Regions from separate parts of the Homo sapiens genome. Here region 2 is linked to region 1. The links are chromatin loops, found by intact Hi-C in ENCODE. Cell type or tissue: Calu3. All regions are shown on one strand. Links, peaks and the distances in the headings refer to the core of each region. The heading gives the core; the rest is flanking DNA.

Region 1 (10,775 bases), core at 1,949-9,948:
TTCTTTGTGCACTGTTAGCTTAAGGCACCATCTTTGGCCCACAGTGGGTACTTAACTCATGTATTTAATGTTGAATAAACAAATATACTTTTAGCTTAAAAAAGATTACCAGAATTTTTTTTTTTTTTAGCCTAATCATTGTCCTAAAAAAGTTTCCACACAGCTGACTCACCACCTATTCACCTTGGAATCACCTGCTCCAGTTCTTACCTGAGTACCTACTCCTATGATTACATCTATGATCCCACCTCCCCAGCCCCCTGCCCTTCTCACTGTGCACTTGAAAGTCCCCATCAGTGACCAAGGTGGTTAGTTGGAGGAGAGTTCTTTTAGGAATGAATTAGTCCATTCTCATGCTGCTAACAAAGGCATACTCAAGATGGTAATTTATATATAAAAAAAGGTTTAATGGACTCACAGTTCCACATGGCTGGGGAGGCCTCACAATCATGGTGGAAGGTGAAAGGCATGTCTTACATGGTGGCAGGCAAGAGAGCATGGGCAGGGTAACTTCTTTTTATAAAACCATCAGATCTTCACTATCACGAGAACAGCATGGGTAAAACTCACCCCCATGATTCCATTACCTCCCACTGGGTCCCTCCCATGACACATGGGGATTATTACAATTCAAGGTAAGATTTGGGTGGGGACACACAGCCAAACCATACCAAGGAATAATTGTCTAAATAGAGTCAGATAACATCCTGGAAGCAGCCAGAGTAAACTCCTGGTCAGCCTTGTCGGCCACTACTCCACTGCTCTACAACCCTGAGGAAGGAGGCTGCCTTTGGGGGTATTCCTTTCCCTGCTTTAGCTCTGTTCTATACCCTGAGGCAGTCCAGGAATCAACTGTGGCATCATTTAAGAGTCTCTCTCCCCACACTCACACATCCCCATGGGCCCGCACGCCACACAGATGGGCCCCTTTTCTTGATCACACACTCAGAAGGGGTTCTGTTCATGTCCAAGCCTCCTGCCTCTCACTTGACCAAAAGGGTCCTTCTATATTCCTGGGCTTAGCAATATTCTCAAACCTCAAATGTTCCTCTAGGGACTCTTCTCATTGAGGGATTTTCTTTTTATTTCACTTTAAACATGAAATAAACATTTTATTTGAGCTCTTTGGAAAAAATATTAATATTCACCAATTGTATCCAAAATGTAAATATTAGGACATGATGGGATGAACCCAAACAACCTCTGAAGAAATAACTTTGCTGGGCTCTTTAAAGAAGTTGTTGTTACTCTGAGAGAGCTGGGGGTGGAGGAGGTGATGGTGGAAAGTTTCCAGAGGTGAAAAAGAGGTGAGTGTCTCACTGCTATCCATAGATGACTCCTGAGCTACATTCTCCTTGAAAATTCACCAGTCAGCTTATTTAGAAGGTGCGTGTAAATACTTGACCAAGTTCCTGAGTATGTGTGCATGCCTCTGATCTATTTTGAGAAGAGTCTTTAACAAACCTCTTGACTGTTTTTCAATATTCTTGCGCTTTTCTTTCCACTTCCTGGTCCAGAGATTAGGTAAGAATTGGAGAAGAGGAGCAGGTGGCCACTTCAGGGTGTGCCGCAGCTCCTTCAGTCAAGGTCACCAAGAGGAAAGGAACATTTTGTCTCAGAGGAATTCTTTCTCTTTAAAAGCATGTATCTGTGGATGTGCTGGAGGAGGGAAGTGGGCGACTGGCGAGGGCTTGACAGTTAGAACTCTGTGTGTGCCGAATCTCTATTTATTATGCTAGGCTCTTCATTCTCACAGCAAGAGCATCAGATCATGTCTCCTTCCTCCAAAGAACAACAGTAATAGCAGGAGAAATCAACGACAACAAAAATAATAGCAACTAACACTTTCCTGTTACTTACTGTGTGCCAGGGACTGTTCTATGAGCTTCACTTATTTCAGTTCATTTAATCCTCATGAGAAAGTAGGTATTCTTGTTATCTCCATTTTACAGTTGGGGAAACTGAGTCACAGAGATGCTAAGGACCCAAAGCCACAGAACTGCTAAGTAGAAGAACTGGGATACAAGCACAGGTTCGAGAGTCCATGTGTTGCCCACTAGGCTCTCCTGCCACCCTGGGCTCTAGTACTAAATCCTCAACTGCTTTTAAATAAAACCTACAGCTCTGGTACATCCTCTGTCTGCTTTCTGTTAGCTGCCCAGGAATCAGGGCCTGCCTTAGGCTGTGTGATGGCTTGGGTCCTCTTGTACATACTGGTGAAGGAAGAATGAAGCTCAATAATTCAAATTAATTGGGAAGAGGGCTAGTTAGAAGCAGACAACAGTTCTAGAACAGCAACCTTAGATCGTTCAGGTCATTGGTTTCTAGTGTGTGCTGTGGTGCAAAATAACTGCTCAGAATCCTGCCAAATGCTGTTCATTTCAGTGTGTTAAATAACCCAGGGTACATGGTAACTGCAATTTGCTTCTAGTGGGGTGGTAGTGGGAGTGGGGTGTAGTTTGTGAGATGGAGAGAAAGTGAGAAAAGAAAACCTTAGTTCTTAGACACTGCAACCTAGGTAGATCTTAATTTTACCATTATTGGAAGTCTCTTTGTCTTCTGGCCTTGTCTGCTTGGATTTCATGCCCATTCTTCTTTCCATTCCACCCCATGCCAGGGGAAGCACATCTCGTCTCCTCCCTCTTACCCCAAATCCACCCTACAAGCCTCTCCCGAATGAGCTCCATGGGCTCACCTTAAGCCAGGACAGTGTGGTGTGTAGAGACCCAATAGGCAGGGGCCCTGAGGTTTCACCACTCCATGGCGGAGACAAGTGTCAGGCCCCGGGAACCATTCTGGGGTGGGCAGGATTGGATGGGATAGGCAGGCAGGGAGGTAAGAGAGGTGAGTAGTGCCAGCCTCTGTATTTCTGCCTGTGGGTGGAATGGTGCCTAAGGTGGGTGGGCCTGTAAAGTCTGGAGCAGTCTTGGAAAGAGTTGGGAATGAAGCTGTTCTCTGATGGATGGGGCAGGACTTGGACAGACAGCAAAGGAGGATCGAGGCAGGAACCACCTCAGAGGAGGGCAGACACCCAATATTTATGGGCTTGAAGGGTTTGCACTGGGCTTGAAGACAGAGCACCTTGACTGGTGTTCTTAACTAAAAAATGGGCTAATCCCTGTCCTCTCCACCTCATAGGGCTACTGGGAAGATCAAATGCTTTGTAAATTAGCATGAACAAAGGGGGCTGTTGAGATCTTTGTAAAGGCCAGTGTCTTCATTTTATGGATTCGGAGACTGAAATGCTGCAGGACTGACTAAGTGACAAAACGAGGACCACAGGCTATATAAGAAAGCGTAATGGAAATTAAGGAGATCATGTAAATGGTTGAGTACTCAGGACCAAATCAAAAAAACTCTGAAAGCCAGGGATCATGGTGTTTGGGCTTGATAGTTTGGGGAGCAGGGACCATGGAAGTGCTTTGGGAATAAGGATGCACCTTTTATGCAAAATCCTTCTCAAGTCCAACCTTCTCTTGGAACTCATCCCGATGACAGTCACTATCTTGAGTCCTCTTTTTCTAGACATTTGCTGTTTTATTTTGTATGGGACAATTTAGTAAATTTGTTTTAGTATGTAACTGATACTGCCATATGTAGCTGTGGGTGGTTATGCATATTATACATATAAGACATAGATATATGAAATACACTGTAATACCAGTGGCTTTATGAGAATACATTCTGCCTACTCTCTAGACTGAAAGTCTCTTAAAGCCAGGTATACCACATTATACTTTATTATTTGTCTAGGCCCAAAGTAAGTGATTCACAAAATAACTCTGATTTCTTCTGAAGCACAGCTATTTTTTAAAAACCTGAACTTTATTAGTAGTTATGTTGCAAAAAGAAAGCATCTTTCTAAGGAAAACAGCTTGCATAAAAGTATGCTACAGAAGTATTTTTAATTAACACAACCTAAGCTTGTCTCTGTAAATTAGTAAATTAGTCCTTTTCCCCATTACTCCTCTCTCAAAATCTTTACATCATTAAGCTACCAGTCATTTGTTTACACAGAGTGGCAGAGGTAAACTTTATAAAAATTAGCCAAGTATTATCACGGCTGGAATGTTTTACCTCATGTTTATACTCTTATCTACATGCTAGTTAGTGGGCAGAATTGGGATTCGAACTGTGAGGTAGGATCCCAACATCTATATGTTTCCACTTCATGTCATCAGAAGACCTGGTTTAGAGACTGGCTTCACTTTTATCTAAAAGGATGTTACCTACCTAAAGCTTGTAGTTAAAAATGTATGCTAGAAATATTAATCTTGGTTGAGATAATAAAATACTTGCACTTGCGCAAGCCCAGTGCTTGTTTCCTCTTCCTTCATTTCTCTCTCATGGGGGCACGTCAGCTGTATTTTAAGGACCTGGGGAGCGCACATTTGCAATTAATGCAAACCAGGCACACATGACGGCACAGTTCTTGGTTACCATGGTTTTAAAGTTTCTTCACTTCACTTAGAATTACAATCTTTTCCCACACGAATGAAGCCTCTTTTCCACTTGGAATTTATTTTAACTGTGTGTTCAGATTGTTCAATCTCAGCTGTCTTTTGACACCTGTAATGTGAACTATACTGGTTTTCTAAGAATAATGAGAGATATTCTTCATTGCCTTTTCTCAAGGCAAAGCAGCTGTCTTCCACCTTAGAACAACCGATTAACACATAGCAACTCCAGCTAAGTGTCTGGGATCAATCCCCTCATTCAGTTGTGCTAATGGTGCTCCCCAGATCAAAAGGAGTGTGCCAGAAATGAGGAACACCAGAGGCCAGGCTGGGGAATCTCAACTCCTAGGTCATCTCTGTGAATGAAGCTTAGAGGGGTGAATATGGACTGCAGTTAGCATGCCACCGTCTTGCTCAGTAGGTGCCAGCATCTCCATGAACAATGAGAGAGAAGAGCTTTTTGTTGTTGCTGTTGTTGTTACCCTCTCCTCTATCTCTTTAGTATTTCAATGATGAAAACAAGACATGACTATGGATAAAATACTACTAAAGGGGCTGGGAACAGTGGCTTACGCCTGTAATCCCGGCACTTTGGGAGACCAAGGCGGGTGGATCACCTGAGGTCAGGAGTTTGAGACCAACCTGGCCAACATGGTGAAACTTTGTACTAAAAATACAATAATTAGCGGGGCGTGGTGGCGGACACCTGTAATTCCAGCTATTCAGGAGGCTGAGGCAGGAGAATCGCTTGAACCCAGGAGGTGGAGTTTGCAGTGAGCCGAAATCAAGCCATCACAGTCCAGCCTGGGCGACGAGAGTGAGCAAAATTCAGTCTCAAAGAAAACAAACAAACAAAAAACTAAAGGGAAAAATAAACGAGAAAAGTTTGCATATGTCCTTTGGAAAAATCATCCAGTCTGCTAAGGTGAAGGCTCAGATCCTTGTGGGGTTCACCAACCTTGGCAAGTGAGAGCTTCCACACTGGTATTTTCTTGGTTCAGAGGACATAAGCAAGAAGGAAGAACTTCTAAAAGCCCAGGACAAAGTCCTAACTCTGGTTGCCAAGCAGTGTGCAAGTTTATCTTTTTTAATCACAGAATATGGGCAGGGAACAGAGAGTCATAGTTTCAGGTTACCTATCCTGACACCTTGACCAAGGGCAGTGACATCAATATAATTACTACAGTCCCAAGGACTCAGGGACCTCCTAGGAACCACTAGCTAAATTTAGCCTTACTCCATGTCATTAATCAGCAAGGCCATGCAGGAACTTGCTATTTTTTTTTTTTTTTGACAGAGTCTCGCTCTGCCGCCCAGGCTGGAGTGTGCAGTGGCGCAAGCTCCGCCTCCCGGGTTCACGCCATTCTCCTGCCTCAGCCTCCGGAGTAGCTGGGACTACAGGCGCCCGCTACCACGCCAGGCTAATTTTTGGTATTTTTTAGTAGAGACGGGGTTTCACCGTGTTAGCCAGGATGGTCTTGATCTCCTGACCTCGTGATCTGCCCGTCTCGGCCTCCCAAAGTGCTGGGATTACAGGCGTGAGCCACCGCACCTGGCCAGGAACTTGCTTTTGAATACTGTGTTTACCAAGTGTTAATTTCCCCCAGACTCAGGAATTCAAAGTTTTGGAGTTAAAAACGTGGGAAAGAAAAATAATTTCCAACTTTGATGCCAGTTAAGGGAAGAGTACAACTTCTAGGTCTCAACTGTCCAACCTCAGGGGCAGATGGGACCCAGGCTAAATCCTGCAGCTCAGCCTTTTTTCCCCCAACGCCCCAAGATTGCCTTTCTCTTAGCTAGAAATCTTCAGTTGTTTGGACTCTTTAACACTTTTCTTTGGATTTTCCAAGTTTTCTGAAACTGTTATTATTTCAGATGTGAACATAGCTATTTTTCTCCTTTATACTTTTTGGACTATGCTTTTCTGTATTATGCTGTAGGCAGGTACTTAAGTGAACTTTTATTACCTAATATTCACAGTAATAATCACTTTGGGAATCTTAAAGTGTTTTTACAAACATTCTAATTCTTCAAGTTAAGAAAATCAGAGTCTAGAAGAGTCAAAACTCTTGCTGGTTGGTATCCACATTGAGAATTAAGGACCCAACTGTAATAATAATAGCTAACGTTTATGTAGTGCTTACTATGTAAGAGGCACTTTATATACTTGTCTCATTTAACCCTAATAAGAATCCTGTAAAACAGGTACAGTACTATAATTACCCTCATCATATAGATGAGGAAAATGGAACACCTGTGATAAATAAACTTGCTCAATTCTCCCATTTAGCAAATAGCACTGGTGAGATTTGAACCAGGCAGTCTGAGGCCAAAGCTTGTGCTGTTACTAACATTCTTGCCTTCCTACAGCCTGTCTTTGAAATGACTCCGTGATTTCTCCACATGGAAATATGGCAAAGTGTTTTTGATGGCCCACATCCATGGACCTACTGAGATTTTATAATTTTAACATAAATTTGCCTTCATCTTTGAGCCTCTGGTCTACCCCTTGAAGGCCATGAGTCTGACAATAAAAGCATTATACTGTTAAATAAAATATCATCTCTTTTGGCCAATATTTTTCTCTCCTAGGACCTGAGGGGGAACAAAGCATGCTGAGGACAATATTAAGTTAGCATCTATTATATGCACTCCTAATGCAATATTCCTGACTTGACTCTCTGAAATGAGTTTTTTAGAACCTTTCTGATAAAGATGATGGGAGGGTGTTGATCCATTCTCATTTCCCTGCCAAATTATTTTGTAACTAAAAAGGCATGCTTTTTTGAGTTGGAAGATTAGAGTACGGGTTCAGTCAGGGTATGGAATCAAGCATATCCATATCCTGGCATATTAATGGTATCAGCTGTATCTATAAGTTAAATCCCACTTTCTCAGTGAAGCATTTCCACAGCCACTTTCATCATATGCAACTGGTGAAAGCATTTGAAACAGAAAAAGAAAATTGCTCCATAAAGACAAAAACTTTCCAAATGTAATAAAAGGTGACATTGGGACAATTAAAACATGTGATAGAGTTATATTGCTACTACATGACAAACTAAATAGATAGTAAATAGCTGATTTTATTACCTTGACATGTATATCTCAAAAGATATTTTGGAAACATTTCAAAAGCAGATTAAGATTTAGGTAGTAAAAGTGAGCCAAAGGAGAAATATAAGAAGAAGAGACAATAATTCGGAATAATTTTTACTTAAAATAAAATCTGACAGCTGGAGCCCCTTATGAGAGTTTATCTTGTTTTAGGAAACTTTGAGGTTTAAACTAAGTTTAAAGAATAGGCAAACAACAAGTATATGAAAAAGTGCTCAACACCACTAATCATTAGAGAAATGCAAATCAAAACCATGATGAGATACCATCTCACACCAGTCAGAATGGCTATTATTAAAAAGTTGAAGATAGACACTGGTGAGGTTGCAGAGAAAAGGGAATGCTTATACACTGCTGGTGGAAATTCAAATGAGTTCAGCCACTGTGGAAAGCAGTTTGGAGATTTCTCAAAGAGCTTGAAACAGAATTACCATTTGACCCAGTAATCTCATTATTGAGTATATACCCAAAGGAAAATAAATAGTTCCACCATGAAGACACTTGCACATGTATGTTCATCACAGCACTATTCACAATAGCAAAGACATAGAATCTACCTAAATTCCCACCAATGGTGGATTAGATAAAGAAAATGTGGTATATATACACTACGGAATACTATTCAGCCATAAAAGGAATGAAATCCTGCCCTTTGCGGCAACATGGATGGAGCTGGAGGCCATTAGCCTAAGCAAATTAATGCAGGAACAGAAAACCAAACACTGCATGTTCTGACTTAGGAGGAAGGTAAACCTCGAGTATACGTAGACACAAAGAAGGGAACAACAGACATAGGGACCTAGTTGAGGGTGGAGGGTGGGAGGAGGGTGAGGATAAAAAAAAACTAACTATAGCGCACTATGCTTATTACCTCAGTAACAAAATAATCTGTACAACAAACTCGCATGACACACAATTTACCCATGTAACAGACCTGCACATGTACCCTCCAAAACTGAAATAAAAGTTGGAAGGAAAAAAAAAAAGAACTGGGCACAAAAGAAAAAAATATGAGTGAGAGTTTATAACAACCCATAGCATTGGCAGCCTTGGAGTCTATGGGAAAACCAAAGAAGGGAGTCAGAATGGTGAGAAGAGAGGTGAGGTGGGCTTGGTGTGGGCAGCAGAAAGTCCTTTAGACAGCTACACTGCTTAAAGGCATCCGAGGGGATGTCTTTGCAGACACAGTGAGGATGTTCAATTTTTCTTCATTTTCATTTCAAAGCTCAGGATTAATGAGGCTAACACAATACGTGAATTTATTGTCTAAAGATTGATATTGTCACCAAAAATCATTGATTGATTGATTGATTCATTGGACATTTATTGAAAACCTACACTGAGCCAGACACTGTTAGGTGCTGGGAATATATTTGTGAGCCAAAATAGACAAGGACCCACCCTCAGGTACTTTAAAAGCAGTGAAGACAATGAACAAATAAACACAAGAAAAATGTATAATCACATGCTGCGAAGAAGAGATGCAATTGACTTGTGACAAGTTGTAACTGGGAGGCCAACACTGGACAGGGGGCTCCATAAGAGACCTTCTGAGCAGGTGCTATTTGATCTGAGACCTGAGGAATGAGCTGGAATTAACCAGGTGAAGTGATGGGTTGTGAGAAAGTCCCAGGTAGCGTCTAAGTGAGTCAAGGCCCTAAGTCAAGAGGGAGACACAGGCGCTCATGGAACTGAGAGACAGCCAGTGTGGGTGGTGCAGAGAGCGAGGGGAGGGTTGTGGGATGACACTGGGGTGACAAGTGGAGCCCACATAAACTGAAGGTGTGTGGACTTCACCCTAAAAGCAGCGGAGTGCCCCCAGGGGCTGAGATGGTGGTGGTAGTAAGGTTATGTGAGCCTTGATCAGATTTGTGTTTAACTGTCACTCTGGCTGCTGTGTGGACAACAGGGAGTAGGGAGATGGGTGCGGGGGGGGGGAAATGAGGGGCAGTTGAGAGGCTATTGCGGTGGGATTATGGGAGCTCTGAGATAAAAATGAAGAGAAGTAGATGAATTTGAGAGCTACCAAGAGTTCAAAATCAACAGTACTCAGTGACAGAGGGGAGTTAGGGAGTGGGAGAGAGAGAACTGAAAAGATGGTGGTGACACTCACCGTAAGACGACCAGGTCTGGGCATATACAATGATCTAATATTTGTAAAGCTGAGCGTAAGATACCATACTTGTTAGGATTATTGCTTTCTGATACATTCTGGCCATTTTAAAAGAATCTGACCAGTAAATGTTTGCCATTCTTTAACATGGTCTTCTCACACCTATGTTTTTGTTTTTAATTAAATAATTGTTTTCCCCTTTAACCTATTTTTAATATGTCAGTTAAACATGATGGTCATTAACTTACTACAATATACATTTTTCGCTTCTGAAATTTTCTTTTTTTTTTTTTTTTTTTTTTTTTTTTGAGACGGAGTCTCGTTCTGTCGCCCAGGCCGGACTGCGGACTGCAGTGGCGCAATCTCGGCTCACTGCAAGCTCCGCTTCCTGGGTTCACGCCATTCTCCTGCCTCAGCCTCCCGAGTAGCTGGGACTACAGGCGCCCGCCACCGCGCCCGGCTAATTTTTTGTATTTTTAGTAGAGACGGGGTTTCACCTTGTTAGCCAGGATGGTCTCGATCTCCTGACCTCATGATCCACCCGCCTCGGCCTCCCAAAGTGCTGGGATTACAGGCGTGAGCCACCGCGCCCGGGCGAAATTTTCTAGGTATACTTTTAAAATTATTGTTTCATCTTTTCTACAAGTTGATTCTTTTTTCAAATCTAAGGTTTATGGGTGTCTTGTAGAGCTGAAAGTCCCTTGCAGGTATGGACATAGAGATGTCTAGATGTCTGTGCCTACTTAGTGCCCTTTATTTAAATGTATTTATTGGCATCGCTCATACTGGATAAATACTAGGGTTCAGATCAGCAATTTAATGTTCAATGGTCTTCACCAATTTTCACGGTTGTGTGTGCTTCTCTTTATGGTGAAAATAATAGGATAGTGAAAGACCAGTGGACATGTGGATTTTACAGACAAAAGAGAGTATCTACTTTGCAACAAGCACAGTAACTATAATTTTAAAGTTTGCATATGCAAGAACTGATGATGTTTTGAATATTACTTGTTTTGCAATGTCAGTTAATCCCTCAGGCATGTACTGAGCACCAAATTGTTCATAGCACCATTCAATGTTGTTCAGGG
Region 2 (10,775 bases), core at 1,009-9,008, 79 kb after region 1:
CCAAAAGAGCAAAACAAAACTCCTTTCTTTGTCACTCTTTTTCTGTTGCAGAAGCAGATTATGTTGAAAAAAAAAAAAAAAAGAGTAAGAGGCCAGCCATAGGGAAGTGCCTCTATTTGATGCCACCTTCATTTCCACAGGACATGTTTGCCATCTCATGTTTACTGTCTTGTCTAGGCTCTCTTCTATAACACATTTCAAACATGACAACTCATGTTTATTGGCCTTGCCTAGGTGATGTTCTAACAACACATTTCAAAGGTTAAACAGTGAACTGCAATATTAAAATAAGAAAACTGACCTATAGGCTGGGCGCAGTGGCTCACGCCTGTAATCCCAGCACTTTGGGAGGCTGAGACAGGTGGATCACAAGGTCAGGAGATCGAGACCATCCTGGCTAACATGGTGAAACCCCATCTCTACTAAAAATACAAAAAATTAGCCAGGCGTGGTGGCGGGCACCTGTAGTACCAGCTACTTGGGAGGCAGGAGGATGGCGTGAAACTGGGAGGCGGAGCTTGCAGTGAGCCGAGATCGTGCCACTGCACTCCAGTCTGGGTGACAGAGCAAGACTCCATCTCAAAAAAAAGAAAACTGACCTATACAGAGATATAACTCATGCCCATTTCTTACTAAGTACAAAACCAAACAAATAGATGCATTTTTTCTCAGAGGAAACGTGGGTTTTCTCCTTCCTATGGAAAGCTCCCCTGTGGCTAGTACTGGATAACTAACTGTGGATCTTTTAAAAGACAATCCCTATTGCATTCACTTGTCTGGAGTGAAATTTTATTTCATAAGGATGTTCAGGTAATGATGATTGCCCAAATATAACAAGCTTGTCTGTAAAGTGATTACAATGCCCTTTTGTTTGTTTTTGTTTTTTGTTTTTTTTTGAGACAGAGTCTCGCTCTGTCGCCGAGGCTGGAGTGCAGTGGCATGATCTTGGGTCACTGCAACCTCCGCCTCCTGGGTTCAAGCGATTCTTCTGCCTCAGCCTCCCAAGTAGCTGGGATTACAGGCACCTGCCACCATGCCTGGCTAATTTTTTGTATTTTTAGTAGAAACAGGGTTTCACTATGTTGGCCAGGCTGGTCTCGAACTTCTGACCTCGTGATCCACCCGCCTCGGCCTCCCAAAATGCTGGGATTACAGGCATGAGCCAAGGCACCTGGCCTATAATGCCTTTTCAAATTTCATTTGCTGATGTGTAATCACAGGAAACCGGCCAACTGGATCTCCTGGACCCTGTCATCTCTCCTGTGTTTCCTCTGTGTCTTTTTGGTGTCCAGTGCATTCACCATGACTCTCACTGTGCGATTCCTGATCCAAGTGGTGTTGCAGCTTCCAGCCCACTTCCCTCTTCCCTATAAGATGTATTTGTCTTATAGGCCACTCACCTGGTGCCTGTGCTTTTCTACATGCCAGTACATGGTAATGGATAATAACTTTCAGCTACTCTAAGTTAATGTGTTACTTCTCTCAGAGATCATAAAGCCTTTAAATCTTAACTCTCAAGGAAAGGAATGCTGGTGAACAAGCTTGAAGAGGCTTTGGAGTTCCTGAAGTCAGGGGACTAACGTTTACATGAGATTTTTAGTTAAGTTCTTTCACTAACTAGCTGTGAGACCTTGGAGTCCACATTTTGAGCCTCAGTTTCTGCAGTTCAATTTGACAAGCATGGAGCACTTGCCATGTATGTGCTCATACCTGGGAGGAAGGGATATGAAGCTAAGACATGACCTCTGTTCTCTAAAAGCTGAAAGACTAGTAGGGCTGACATGTGAAGAACACAGGGAAAAATCTGAGCCTGCAAAATGAAGAGACTTTTGGTTGGCAGAGAATGGAGGAGTGTGGCATTCTAGAATGAGGAAATGGCATGAGCAAAGGCAGAGAGGCCTGAAAGCGTCCAGCAGTCTTCCTGGGGAAGACTTTCCAAACAAGAGTGACCTCTCTGCTTCTCTGGCCTTTCACACCATGATAAGAGGCACCTCCTTTTTTTGTTCTAACTCTAGTTCAGATCCCAAGCCACTTGCTAAACACTGCGGACTTGTTTTGCAAGCAACTAGGAGGTCTAGAGGACTCATTTTAAAACTTCTTATAATGGAAAAACATAATCATCTGCAAAGGAGGAGAGAAGAGTATAATGCATCCCCATGTTCCTTTCAGCCAGTTTCAGCAATTATTAACTCACAGTCATTTTTCCTATAATATTCCCACTCCCATATTATTTTGAAGTAAATACTAAGCATCATAGCATTTCTTCTATAAATAAAATAGTATGTATCTCTAAAATATAAGGGTTGTTGAAAACATAAGGGTTATATTATTATCATATTGAAAATATTAACAATACCTTAATGTCATCATATATCTAGTCAGTGTTAAAATTCACCATCGTCTTACAAATGTCATCATTTATTATTGCAGTTTTGGTTTGATTCAGGATCCAAATAAAGTTCATAATTGTGATTGGCTGCTATGTCTCTTAAGTCTCTTTCTAGTTTATAAATTCCTCCTACCTCTGTCAATCTTTCTCTCAATCTCTTTTTTTTTCCTTGTAATTCATTTATTGAAGAAACCTGGTTATTTTTCCCATAGAGTTTTCCATAGTCTGGAGTTTGCTGATATCATCCCCACAGTGTTATTTAACATCTTCCCCAGTCCTCTGTATTTCCTGTGACTTGATTGTTGGAATTAGAAACTTGATCAGATGTAGGTTTCTTTCAATTTGGCAAGACTGCTTCATAGGATATGGTGCATTCTTCCATTAGGAGATGTAGTACCTGAGTGCATCACACTCCACGGTGTTGGCAGCCACTGATGATTAGCATCCAAGCCCACTAACTCAGTAGGTAATGCAATATGGTGATATTCTATTTTTTCCATGCCTTCTTCATTTATTAGCTGGAATAACCCTAGAGAAAATTATCCCATCATCTAATATTTGGTCACTCAATGGTACACTTCACAAAATAAACGCAGGCTTAGATAAATAAATCAATTAAAAAACTTGATTTTTCTTCTACTCATCTATTATGTTTTCAAAATAATGTGTTGCTTATTAGCATTCTCCAATGAAGGTCAACGAATTTTGTATTATTATTGTTTTGTTTTTGGCATTATTGTGAATTTACGAGTTTAAACGTATTTAATGTGTTTCAAACTATTACAATTATAATCATCATCAATGCTCAAATTGTCCCAGCTTTGGCCAGTTGGTGCCTCATTAAGTGGTTTTGAGTCCTTTTGATGGGATCCTAGTATTCTTTGAGAATATGTTTACTACCTGGTCTAACAAGATATTCCAGATTCATCTTATGTATTTCCTAACCCAGACCCGGAATTAGCCACTACTCCCAGGAGCCTTCATTCTTTTTAGCAGAAGTAAAATTTACAAACCATAGTCTCAGCACCTATAAGATTATCCTCTTCCTTTGGAAGAGAGCAGGCAATTTGGCATGGCCTAAATAAGTCCCAAGACTGGCAAGAGACTGTGGGAAGAAAACGGGTGACCATTTAGGAGTTACTGATAAGAGATGATAAGGCTCTCAACCAAGGCTGTGGGGATGGGGAAGAGAATCAAAGTTGGGAAAAATTCTAGAGACTACATTTATGCAAGAGAATTTAGCAACTGATTTGGTAGTTCAAGGGAATGGGGGCAGAGGTGGGTAAAAAATTAGAAACCTGGGTTCAACGTCTAGTCCAGTTCTGTTACTTATCTACTGTGTGATTTGTGGCTCATTACTTGACTTCTGAACCTCAGTGACCTGAACGGCAAAATGGGAATAGTACTGCGTACTTTCTAGAGTGTGAGAGGATTAGATGAAGTGGCAGATGAAATGAATGTAGCACAATGTGTGATACCTAGTAAAACTAAAAATTTAAAAATGCGACACTCCCAAGTATCTAGTTTTATCTATAATGTGAGAGGTTGGCCTAGATCACCCCTAAAACTTTCAGTCAGTTCTGCTCCAGCCCTCTCCCCAGTCACACCTGTGCTGCTTTCTGATAATGTCATAGAGTATTAATAACATATCCTCCAGCATTTACCTACACCACATTTTATTGATTATTTTGTTGAAAAGATTATATAAGAAATTTAATGTTGCCAAAAGAAAAATAAATTGTATATTCTTCTGAGGGCTGTTTTTCTTTTTTGATATCTGTGTTGGCCACTTTCATTTTAGAAGAGCTTAGAATAATGTTTTAAGAAATTGCTCCCATATGTGACAAAGAGAGGAGATCTAAAAAACTAACAAAGTATATTAAATACTGATCAGTTAGGACAGAGTGCCTTAAAATACTATGCAAGGTGGTTATCCTGATCAATGATTTATGCAGCATCTGGTTTTAGAAAATGGAATATTTGTTTAAGTCAATTCCTTCCCAGAACCTTCTCTAACCATTACATCAGTGATGCCCGGTAAACATTGTTGAGGTTATTTGCTTCTCTAAAATCTTATTTTCGAGGGCTGTAGCAGAATGAATTTCGAATCAAGATTTTTAAGATCAAAATAGCCATCTAGCAGTCACTATAGCCACATTATCTGTTGCTAAAAAGTGATTAACAATATTCATAATATCTCAACTTTTAAAATTGTAAAGGGAATACAAGCTGTTTATTAAAAGTTCAGGCAATGAAAGAGAGAGGGAGAGAAAGTAAAAGTGACCCAACGTTCACTCATCAGATACCATTGTATCCTTCTAAACCCTTTCTCCACAGGCGCACACAACATACATTTAATTTTGTAGCTTGCCTTTCCAACATACTGTGAAATATAAAGTTACAATATATTATGTCAATATATTCATTTTTGTATGTCAGTACATCATGGACCATTTCATTATTTTAAGCAGTTGCCTAATATTGCCCAGTATGAATGTTGAATTTATGTTGGTTTATCTGACCAGCTCATTATTGTTAGACATTTACATTGTTTCTAACTTATTTTTATTAAAAACAGTCCTTAAGCCAAACAAGCAAACAAACAGGACTTTGAATCAGGTATGGGTAGGTGACAGATACATTCTTATCTATTTCTGTGTAATGTGGCTTTAAAAAACCGTCATTGAAACAAGAGACAGCTGTTTCTTATGACATTAATTTTTTTTTAACCAAAATCTTGGCTGTAAATTTCTGAATCTCAAAAACCACACTTTCTTCTTTTCTGTTACCCCTCCAATCTGAAACTCTATTCTCAGTGATGGAACCGTTTTCACTTGCTGAGCAGCCACGCTTGTCTTTGAGATGGGAGGCATTGAAAGCCTGCCTACTCTTGCTGATGTGCAATTCTTTTCCTTCCGGTGAGAGATCAGGCCCTGCTTTTCATTTCACTCGGAGAACATGGTGACTCCCATGGGAGAAGAGGTGGGGCCATGGTCACCTGTCCTCCAGCACCACAAGCACAAGACCAGACGCAGCTCTCTGCTGGGCCTCCAGCACAGGTCAGAGCTACTCTCTGGGGCCACACCTCTGTTTACAGTCAAGGCTGCTGACGTCAAGATGGCTGAGAGCCTGCCCTTCTCAAGAATGGACAAATGGACATCATGGAACAAGCAAGGCAAATATTTTAAATAAACACAAAGTGTCATCCTCTTCTTTGGTTTGTTTATAGGTTGCTCTTCAAGTTGATATAATCTTACATTTTACCACGATTGCTAAGGCTGCAAGGCAAGCATGTTATTTTTTAAGCTCATATTATTTTTCCCAGCCTAAAAATAATTAAACATTATTATTTTGAATAAGCCAGTGTGCACCATGAGTATTTGTTTCATGATGTAGCTGGGGGATATGCCAACCTTGGGGATTTTAACACCAGCCACATCAAGAGGTGTCAGCCCTGCTGGGTAGATGACAAGTGCTTCCTTCCCCCACCTCAGCTAAGGTGCAGGTTTTATTTGAGGCAAGACTTCTGCATCCCTTCTATCCATTGCTTAGTATAAAACACAATTCATATTTCAGAACAACCGAAGAAGGTAGCACAGGGTCTCTAAGGTCAAGGAAATGCCCATTCTGTTCTTGAGCTTATTAGTGACTAACTTATAACTTTACCATTCATCATCTTAATTTACTTAAATTTCTCAGACTTAACTGGGTAACTTTCAATAGTGCTTCCCTTAGACTCAAATCACTTTTCATCACCAGGTTATTTTTAGTTATTTGGAATTCTCAAAAATGCTCGAATGGTGAAGGTATCTTTATCTTCCCTAGCTGAGCTCAAAGGTGACATTTTCTTAATTGTCCAGGGAGTTTATAAAGTTTTAGCTATTTTTAAATGATGTCTATGGCACCAAATAAAGCTTACATTTTAAGAAGAAAAATTTTGTATGTGTATAGCTCAAAAATAGCTGATTTTCCAAGTTTAGCTTGTGTAATCCTCAATGAAGACTAAAGGCCTGACTCATTTTTTTTTTTTTACAGCTTTTTGGAAGCACTAGACATAAGCACCTGATAGTAAGCAAGTTTGCCAATGTCTCACTTTTGGGTCATTTAAGGCAAAATCTGAATTAAGTATTCATTTTGCCAGCCCTCAGAAATGTATTTTAATCATCCAATTTAACAAATAGATTTTTAGTACCCTCATGTGCCCACAAAGAATTCTAACACAGTGGGATACCACAGCAAACAAGAGGAACAAAATCTCTGTCCTCCTAGAGCTATGTTTTAGTGAGGGGTAAGGAGGGATGGAGGAAGATATGCTTTAAAGAAAAAGTAGAGGCAAGAGTCAGATAAGAGGCACTGGGAATATGGTGTTGGCAAGTGGAACAGACTACAATTTTAAGAGGTCGGTCAGGGTAAGTCTCATTGAGAAGGTGACATTTGACAAAAGTTTTAAGGAAGTGAGGGAATTAGTCATATGGGTATCTGGAGAAAGCATACTCCAGACAGAGGACTTAGCTACTATGTGCTTCTGGTAGTCCTGTGGCTGGTGCAGAGTGAGCAAAGAAGAGTGTAGAAGATCAGATTCAAGAACCAACGAGGCCCCAGCTCACGGAGGTCTTGATGGTCACTCTAAGATTTTGGCTTTTACTCTAAGAACAAAGAGGAGCCATTACAGGGCTCTGAACAGAGCAGTGACTGATATAGTTCCAATGAATTCGCTGTTGCTATGCTATGTAGAAAACAGACCTAAGAGGGGAGGGGTGAAAGCAAGTAGATCTGAGAGGAGGCCACAGCAGTGCTCTTAGAGAAAGACAGTAGTGGCTTGAACCAGAGTGGGAGAAACTGAGGTGGCAAAACGTGGTTGGATTCTGTACATATTTTAAAACTAGAGCAGACAGACTTTCTTGAAGGTTGGGATGAGGAGTGTTAAGAGAAAAACAGGACTCAAGAATGACTCATGATTTGCAGTCTGAGCAAATAGAAAGGTGGCATTTCCATTCATTGATATGGAGAAGGCTTTAGATAAGCCCCCTAGGGGAAGAAAGTCTAGGAGCTCAGTTTTGGATATGTTGAGTTCGAGATAACTATTAGATATTCAACTACTGACTTCCCTTTGACTAAGTCAAAATTTATCATCCTCAAAGAATGTAAATTCCCTGAGGGTAGAGTTTTGTCATTGCTCATTAATGTATATCCAGAGCCTTGGACAGTGTTTAGCACATGTAGATTCTCAATTAAAAATTAACTGAATGAAAATTTATAAAGCACACACTATGTTTCTTGCTCTGTTCTACGTGCTGGGGATACAACAGTGGAAAAAAATACCACCAACATTTCTTTTCTCACGCACCTTACAATCTCGTAGTGGGAGACAGAGAAAGCAAATGAAGTAAAATAAAATAAATCCTTTGCCTGTTGGTATACATACTTGATAGAGACTGGTTGAACGTTTAGTCCCATGGCACTCTAGGTATATTGTCATAACCCTACAAGGAAGGAAACTGAGAGCACAGAGTTGGTATTCCTTGCTGGTCTATCTTACTCTAAAGCCTCTGTTAGCACACCATATTGCTTCTCATGTAAAATAACACAAATCCCTTCATCATCTGACAAATATCAGGGCTATGGTTCTCTTCGTATGAACCTCTAAAGGAGAGTCTTCTCATAATCAGATTGTTTTTGAAGAGCAGTTCTAGGAAGGCTGCCTGGAAGTAAGCAACCCCAGACCACTTTGCCCTCCTTAACTGAGCCAAACCATGTAGCTGCTTTCATCTTTACATCACAGGGCATTTTCTTATTCTTCACCCCCTTTCATGATGCCGAGGTTACCTTAATTACCCACCATAAAGTCTAACACATCATTTCATCTGAAAGGCTCACTTTGTAACTTTCCACAGAACTAAGGAGGCACACTAAAACAAATACTATATTCATATAAATTTGAAGAGGTATCCCTTATTGCTCTAAAAATGAAATCAAATGAATTTTTCATATCTAGCAGTAGCATCTAGCGTTGGTTTGAGCCTTAGTACTCCAAAATAATTTTAATCCTCCTCCTGCTCCCCTGATTCAGCCATTTGATGTTTTCTTGGACTCATGAAACTTTATGCCCCCAGCTTCTCCTCCGTAATTTTTGCAGAAATTCTGAAACAGCCACTGTCCCTGCCTACTGTGCATTTCTTACCACATTTCTGCACGTAATTTGATATCACACTTCCTGCCCCCAGCAACATTTCCTAGCATGTAAATGATGAATATTTTTTCTTGTGCTCTGACCTATCTGAATAGGTCTCCAAAAAGGAGACTATCTGGGCTCTCCTCCTGAATGTCATTTCCATCAACATTGTAATTTTTAAGATAAAACATCCAGGGTTCCCCACTAGTTGAATGTGGTAAAAGTATATGTCTTGATGTTGCCTTTCAGTCGGCAATGTTCATTAATAGCAAGAATTCCCATGATAAGTAGAGTGTGTGATCTACCAATAACTTGCCTCTTTTCAAGGCCAAGAAAGACATCTTCAATCCACCAGATTTTCTTTAGGACCCTCTGGTGAACAAGTGGCAGTGAGGTCACCTCATGTTGTAATTCTGAGATATACTGAAATCCTCTCCTAATAAGACACATTACATTAACTCAATAGAATGACTGGGATCTTAAACATCGCCCTAAATACATACAGACAGTGCATTGTAACTAACATACTAAATAAACAGACACCCTTTAATCTTTAAAATAATTGTTACTGTTCTTCCTGAAGAGTCCAATTACAGTACAAAGCAAGAGTCCTATAGTATGGAGTGGTCCTACAGTATGGACCAATCAAATAATGGTCAACACCAGTTAGTTGAGGTATCTATCTCCTGTCTATCTGTGGGATTGTGCTATGGTTTCAATATTTGCATTCTGAAAAAAATTCATATGTTGAAATCCTAATCTCCAAGGTAAAGATGGTATTAGGAGGTGGGGTCTTTAGGAAGTGGTTAGATCATGAGGATAGTGTCTTATAAAAGAGGCCCCAGAGGGCTGCCTTACCCCTTCCACCACATGAGGAAGACACAGCTAGTGAACCAGAAAGACAGCCCCCTCCAGACGCAGAACCTGCAGATGCCCTGATCTTGGACTTCCCAATCTCTAGAACTGTAAGAAATAAATATTGTTTATAAGCCACCCTGTTTATGGTGTTTTGTTATAGCAGCCTGGATGAACTAAGACAGATCACAAAAGCTTTTCCTACAAAACTAAAACCATGTCATAAAGGATAGAGGACCAATAACTATCCATTATGGATACAATAGTGGGTGAATAAACTCTGTAAGTAATGAAGTTACGCTTGTGTACTACCCCTGGTAAAAATATCACAACATAAAAGGTAACATGTATTTTGTTAACTTCGTATTAGGAAATATAAGGTGTTCTAACCTCTAGGAAGTCTGAATGGTAGCTCCAAGTTTAAAACCATGGCCAAAACAAAACAAAACAAAAAAAACACACAGATAAACAAAACCCTCTCTCATCTAATTCCTTTCATGTTTAACACCTGCACTAAAGTTCCCAGGTCCTTATTTCCTTGTTCATTGAAAAGAAAATCAAATGTTGGAATTTGGAATGTAAGTGGAAGATGTTATCATCAAAGGTGTATTCCACCACTCACCTTATTTTGTATTGAATAGACATGTTTTCTAAATATCACACCTGGTAATTTATCTTAATATTTTTTCCACTTAACAATAAGGTATTCACAGATTTTTTGCCTTAGGTATAAAAGGTACAAATATCCACCACAGTTCAATTGATCAAAGGATTTTTTTAAACATCTGTCTTAAAATTCTATATAATATGTTGCTTAAGGCTCTATATAGCCACAGCTTCCAAGTAATACCAATAGACTTATCCAGCAGGGATTATGCAAACCTTATATAATTAATATTTGTGAGATTTCTCAAGATCCCGGCACAAAAGACAGCACTGAAATTCAAAGCTTTCAGTTTTAATCATAACTTTCTTTTAAAAAAAAAGAGTACAGAAGGCTTCGAGTCCCAGCCCCTATAGCAAGATCATTGCTACCATTAAAAATATACTTTTTTATATAAAGGAAGAGTCAAAGGGGGTTAAAGTCATTTAGGGAGGCTATAGAAATCCCATCAATGTTCAGGAATACACAGTTAATGGATATATAATCAGAATCAAAATATCTCATTGGCATGAATGCTGCCTCTAAATCCTAATCCCTATAGTTGCTAACCCAGAGAGCTGCTCTTAAATCTCCATGTTTTCCCATGAACAGATTATTTCTAATGAAATGGTGCAGGGTAACTAAAGCCCCATGAGGCAGGCTTCAAAATAAAGCTAATCCTGTATCAAAGTCACTGTATAAATGAACTGCAGATG

The links. Peaks named below come from ENCODE experiments on the same cell type or tissue, not always from the same donor. Only the 100,000 strongest peaks of a DNase experiment are listed, where the experiment ranks them.
Region 2: it touches region 1 in a loop (2.4-fold over the local background); 4 of 110 quality-filtered maps call a loop at or near these places.

The regions. Positions count from the first base shown.
Region 1 is chr4:75,019,230-75,030,004 of GRCh38, reverse strand. The region is part of intron 2 of PARM1 (prostate androgen-regulated mucin-like protein 1); the gene reads right to left. Among named protein-coding and RNA genes, the nearest start is that of PARM1-AS1, 54 kb to the right of the region's middle. RefSeq lists an enhancer at 2,957-3,497. In Calu3, for the core only: no CTCF peak of the experiment used is centred there; a DNase peak (open chromatin) is centred at 5,774.
Region 2 is chr4:74,939,143-74,949,917 of GRCh38, reverse strand. All of the region lies in intron 1 of PARM1 (prostate androgen-regulated mucin-like protein 1), which reads right to left. Among named protein-coding and RNA genes, the nearest start is that of PARM1, 11 kb to the right of the region's middle. In Calu3, for the core only: no CTCF peak of the experiment used is centred there; a DNase peak (open chromatin) is centred at 5,437.